2 separate regions of the Homo sapiens genome follow, and region 1 is linked to region 2. A link is a loop called in an ENCODE intact Hi-C map of the cell type or tissue named here. Cell type or tissue: Caco-2. All regions are shown on one strand. Links, peaks and the distances in the headings refer to the core of each region. The heading gives the core; the rest is flanking DNA. Region 1 overlaps ADAMTS18 (ADAM metallopeptidase with thrombospondin type 1 motif 18). Region 2 overlaps ADAMTS18 (ADAM metallopeptidase with thrombospondin type 1 motif 18).

Region 1 (2,930 bases), core at 136-2,635, 54 kb before region 2:
GTTTATTTTAACAATTAACCATTAATCACAGTCTTCAAAAACACAATGATTTTGGGAATTGTTCCATAGAAAGGGTTTTTGTAATGAAAGATGGTATATATCCATTCATATTCTGAATTTGGAATGTGCAAAGTGACATATGATAATCCAGTGCATTGTTTTCAAGAGAGATTCTGAGAAGCAGACAGTGTTATCTGTTATCCAGAGACCAAAATGTACTAAAAGGCTTGGAAAAAACAAAACACCAGAAATTCTATCAACTGTGGAAAAGGTCACTTACTTTAAGCAGTGTGTCCTAATGCAAAGGGCATGGGCTTTGACTTCCCATATGTCTGTGGTTGATTCCTGAGTGTAGAATTTATGACTCTGAGATCTTGAACAAGTTAATTCACCTCTCTGAGCTTTGGTTTCCTAAGCTATAAATACATACACACACAGATATATAATAGACATATAGCACAGTGTGTGAATTTGCAACCATTTATTTAGTGACGATGACGATGGTAGTAATGATAATGATCCCACCCCTTATTTGTGCCTTTGTATTAGATTTCCCAGCTGATCTCACTTCCGTCTTGACAATGAAGTGGGTACAATCCATTCACAAGCATGCATTTAATATTAGATGGGTACATAGATTTGTTCTACTGATTATTAGGACCCAAAACTGGAAAGAAAGATGTTCGCACACACTGTATTGTATTTGAAGATAGACTTAAGGGCTGGCCGGGATGCTTTTATAATGGCTCTTAGAGGGAAGTAACTTTGGGAACAGAAGCACTTACCACATTATAAAGAACCAGAGAAAAATGAATTTAATCTGCACATGTTGCTTAGACATTTTCATGTTTTCTGCTCTAGTAAAAGACCAGGATATGTGTTTTTCCTTGGAAAATACACCCTGAGCTGTGACGTTAATGCCACTGTTCAGTGAGCATTTTGCATTGGTTTTGCTATCATTCTATCCGTTGCTCTGACCTGAATGATAAACTCAGACAAGGCATATAAATATTCTGTGACTTACTAAACTAAATGTAAAATGGGAATTACAGTACTCATACTGACCTTACAGGGCTCTTACAAGGATCAATTGATAACAATATGTAACAAAAGCAAGAAAATAGGAAATGTTGCATTTATACATTATCATTACACAGGACAAAGAACTATAGATCTTTTTTTTTTTTTTTTTCCAAAAACACTGAATGCATTGATCTATTAAACTAAAACTGTGTAGAACATTTTGAGGACATAAATCATCATCATGTATCTGTGTGTGCAACCTTTGGATTCACATTTGAAACTGCTCTTTCAATAGGGTTTGCCCCCATCAGTGGAATGTGCTCTAAGTACCGAAGTTGTACCATCAATGAGGACACAGGACTTGGCCTTGCCTTCACCATCGCTCATGAGTCAGGGCACAAGTAAGTGCCTCTTTGAACCACTACTTTATGTGAAAACTAGTTGGGTGATTCATTGGTGTTCCTCTAACCGTTGTTGTTGACTTAGGCAGAACAAAGAGGATCAGTCTTGTGTAAAGCTTAGAATAGTTTCTGACTATACAAAGGGCTCACTAAAGGCTAGCTGTTGTTGATTTCATTCTCTTTAAACAGCAGCACTTAATAGCCACACAGTACTCCTTCGTGTGCACAGATGGGGTCTCTGGGCTGCTAGGCATTTGTTTATTTTTGTTCATGTTTTGCAGCAATGAAGACACTTCTAGCTGATTCTTTATGCACAGGAAGTAATCATGGAGAAAAATTAATTCCCAAAGTATAATGGCATGCTGCTTTTTAAAAAAACTTTTGCTGCATGTACTGAATATTCTTTTAGTTGGCAACATTGCATGTACTTAATATTCTTTTGATTGGTGTCACTAAATCTTCCTTTTATGATGGAGACAACGCTATAGAGAATTTTCAAACATTAGAGCAATAGCAGCTGCATTGGAACAAGTATAATACTTTACAAAATAATTATTTCAATGTGTAGTACTCTTCAGATATACCAGTTTAGGATGTTTGTGTGTGTGTACTTGTGTGTATATTTTATTCAACATACAGGAAATAACTCATATATTTTCAAAGCATCTAGTTAATTTTTGACTTAAAAGCAAACATCATTCAGTAACCATAGTTGGTATTTTTATATGTTGGTGCTGCTATCTTTTTTCTTTTTTTGAGACAGAGTCTCCGTCTGTCGCCCCGGCTGGAGTGCAGTGGCACGATCTCGGCTCGCTGCAACCTCCGCCTCCCGGGTTCAAGTGATTCTCCTGCCTCTGCCTCCTGAGTAGCTGGGATTACCAGTGCCCACTACCATGCCTGGCTAATTTTTATAGTTTTAGTACAGATGAGGTTTCACCATGTTGGTCATGCTGACTACAGGTGATCTGCCGACCTCGGTTTCCCAAAGTGCTGAGATTACAGGTGTGAGCCACCACGCCCGGACAGTGCCAGTATCTTCTATGAGCTACATTTATTATCTTTAGGAAATTTAAACCTTGATCATTGTTGTTATTGTTATCCAACAAATTTCCAACATTATTATACACACACACACACATTTAGACACACATGCACACTTTCCTAGATATGAATAAGCCAATTTTTAAAATTGTAAATGGAGAAGCGAAAATGCTCACTAAGAACAATGCTTCTCATACAAAGCAGGAAACAAAATATGTGTGCATATCAAATGTATGTCTAAGTTTGTTTTACCAGCATGAAGTCCAACCGAACAGGTGTCACTTTTCAAAATACTGGTCATTGAAAAATTTCATTATCTTTGCATATGTGTTAAAATTATCCAAAATCAAAATCCAACATTTTAGATAAGGAAAAGCAGAACATATTCTTCAGGTAGGATTCAGGAGAGAAGTCAGAGGTTGGGGGAAGGACAGATGGTAAAATAAAATACATACCTAAGTTCTA
Region 2 (2,930 bases), core at 329-2,828:
AATAGCAATGATGATACCTGGTCATGTTCTTCCAGCTTTGAAGCAAATAAGTCAAAGAAAATGGGCTGAATTCTAACACAAGTTTCCAAAAATCACATGAGCTTACAAAAACATGAATCCACACCACAAAACCATTCTTTCCGTGAGACACAGGAGTGTAAGGTGCAATTTGGGCTTTATCAAGAAAAGGCCAACCAATAAAGTCTATTATATTTCAGTTGTTAAAACAATGATTATAAATAAATCCAGGGGAAAATTGATTGAGGAGATCAAGTATTCTTAAATTAGATGCCAGTATGTTCAAGAAATAAAATTCTTAGGTTCAAACCCAGTGTCACAAAGTAAATGTCACAGCACACCAGGGAGGCCCAGTGTTGTCTTTCCAGCAGTTAACACAGTTTTTAGAATTTTAAATTAGAATCCTGGGCTTGGTGTTTCAAAGCTTGAGAGGCAATGTTGTGAGAGTGAAGATGTGAGGTTTTAGGGTTAAACAAGACCAGAGACTTGAGTCCCATTGCTGTGACTTATTAGCTATGTGACTTTGAGTATTGGTTTATTAGTCTACACTATTGGAATTAATAGCACCTTCTTCTTAATGTCGTTATCAATTTTAAATGAGATAATGCATGTACAATGCTTTGCCTGGCACATAATAAGCACTCAATAGGCATTGTTAATTTTAAAGCAATCGAATACATTATTGAGGACAGGAATTGAGTTTCCTAGCATGCATTAAATAAAAAGCTAGTCTTTAAAATTTATCCATAACCTTTATGGTAAAATGAGGACAACTTCTTGAAGAAGAAGAAAAAAAGAGGCCTTAAATAATGAAACAAATACAAAGCTGACTGAAGGAATTTTAAAAAGTTTTAACATTAAAAATTAAAAGTGGGGACGAAAGAAAGAGAATCATTTACCCGTGATTATTGAAGATATCCTTTGTTTTAATTTTATGTGCCTTAAACAGAAACTGCATCCCCTTCCTTCAGAGAGTTGTTGGTAGATTCCAGCCCCTGTCTGTGGTTTTCCAACTTAAGAAGCTGTAAATTTTATAACTCTGCACCCTGCGGTTAGAGCTGCTGAGTGTTGTGTCTGAAGTCAGGTGGTTTGTGTGTTAAAGGTAGACATTAAACATCTCTATGGAGGACCTGGAAGCATTTAAGGAGGTTGCTTGCCAGCTGTAAATTGGAGACTCCATGCCAGTTGGCTGGAAAATTCTCTGGACTAAGTCCAGTTAAGTAGATTGAATCACTGGCGGTCTTTCCAAATTTGTGCATTTAACAGCTTGGCTATACACTCCGACATGCGGCACGGGGTTGTAAGCAATGGCATTATTGTGATGTGGTGCCATTACGGGAGGGATGCGGTGCTCCTGTACCCTGAGCATGTTTGTGTTCTCCAGGAATGCTGAGAAAAGCAATGGACTACTCTTGACATGGTCACCGAAAATGTTCTAAAATGTGAACAATGGGAATGATCATTTTCAAGTTACATATTGCCCAAGATGTGTTCCCTGGCATTCGTAGAGGAAGTTAGCATCTTAGGTGGTTCTATGCACACCTCTCCAGGGTTGTCCTGTTTCCCCACATCAGTGGGAGAGGCTGTCTGTGGTTTGGTTGATGGTGATGGACACACTAAAGCACGTGCTGAGATATAATCAAGGCCACCAAATTGGGGGCTATATTCTCCAACCATGAAACGAGAGAGAAGTCATTGTCAGATTGCAGGGTCATTTCGAATTTGAAAAATTTTTAATTGTGTCTTAAAACTGATCCAGGTGAGAAAACCTGGATTTAGCTGGGCAGGACTAGCTTCATGGGCATGGGACCTGCCCAGCTGCAGAGGACGTTGTGCTTAGAAGCGCCCTTTGGTTTAATGCTTCACTGTCACTGTCTTGAAATTCTTAATTTTTTCAAACAATGACTGTTGAATTTTCATTTTGCACTGGGCTTTAGAAATTATGTAGCAGTTTTTGAGGGTGGATTTGATTTGAGAAAATTCTGATTTTTTTTTAAGAACAGGGTGAAAGAGAAACTTTCCCACAGAGATTCTATGAGACAAGTGGACAATAATCTCCAAAGGTTTAAGTATTTGCAGGCATCAAACAGTAAGAGATAAGAGGATTTCTAGGATACTCTTGGTCACTGTTCTTCTCAACACAGAATAAAGATGGGGGCAAAGAGCATCTTACTTATTGAGAAGCAAATAATATGCTACAATTGGCACATACTTATCTTTTATATATTTGTCTTGGTACTTATTTGTTTAAGTTTTTACTTCCTTTACAAGGCCTTTACGAGCTGATGTTAAGTAAATTCTTACATCAGCTTTCTGCTGGTTTGTACAAATATTGTCTTTCGGTCTACATGATAACACATTGAACTCTGCATGTGAATTTATAGCTACACATACATTAAAGGCAAACCTTGAGTCATTTGATTTTTGTAAAGTTAAGAGGCCTTCATTTATGTATTCATTGAATGCATTAATATGTTAAGGAAATAAACTATAAACAATATGCTCTATATGCTACTGGCCATAAAACTGTAATAGTAACACACATACACAGGCATACAAATAGCTACTATGTATTTTATGAGTTAATTTAAAGCTGCACGTTCCTAAGAACATGTACAGCAAATTGTGTAAGTTATTTCTCTTTTTCTTTTGGCCAGATACATGAGTTTTGTATTACCATGATATTATGAAATGGATTTGTTCCCTTACTGCTGTTTAATATTCTGATCATTGCTGGTCTTACCTTTAGTTCAAGGATTTTACTTTGCTGAGGATCCTCATTTTCAAGTTTAGGAAAAGGGATGTGGGAAACACAGTGTAACAGTTTGTCTTTTTCAGAGGGGGGAATAGAAATCTTCAAAGAAAACAGAAGTATTTGATTGTTTTTGTTTTTGAGACAGTGTCTCACTCTA

The links. Peaks named below come from ENCODE experiments on the same cell type or tissue, not always from the same donor. Only the 100,000 strongest peaks of a DNase experiment are listed, where the experiment ranks them.
Region 1: a loop joins it to region 2, with 5 times the contacts of the local background. A loop is called at or near these places in 5 of 110 quality-filtered maps.

Annotation. Positions count from the first base shown.
Region 1 is chr16:77,357,812-77,360,741 of GRCh38, reverse strand. It overlaps ADAMTS18 (ADAM metallopeptidase with thrombospondin type 1 motif 18), which reads left to right. Exons shown (of 23, transcript NM_199355.4): 8 at 1,319-1,424. Among named protein-coding and RNA genes, the nearest start is that of ADAMTS18, 76 kb to the left of the region's middle. In Caco-2, for the core only: no CTCF peak of the experiment used is centred there; a DNase peak (open chromatin) is centred at 1,412.
Region 2 is chr16:77,304,442-77,307,371 of GRCh38, reverse strand. All of the region lies in intron 16 of ADAMTS18 (ADAM metallopeptidase with thrombospondin type 1 motif 18), which reads left to right. Among named protein-coding and RNA genes, the nearest start is that of SYCE1L, 110 kb to the right of the region's middle. In Caco-2, for the core only: no CTCF peak of the experiment used is centred there; no DNase peak of the experiment used is centred there.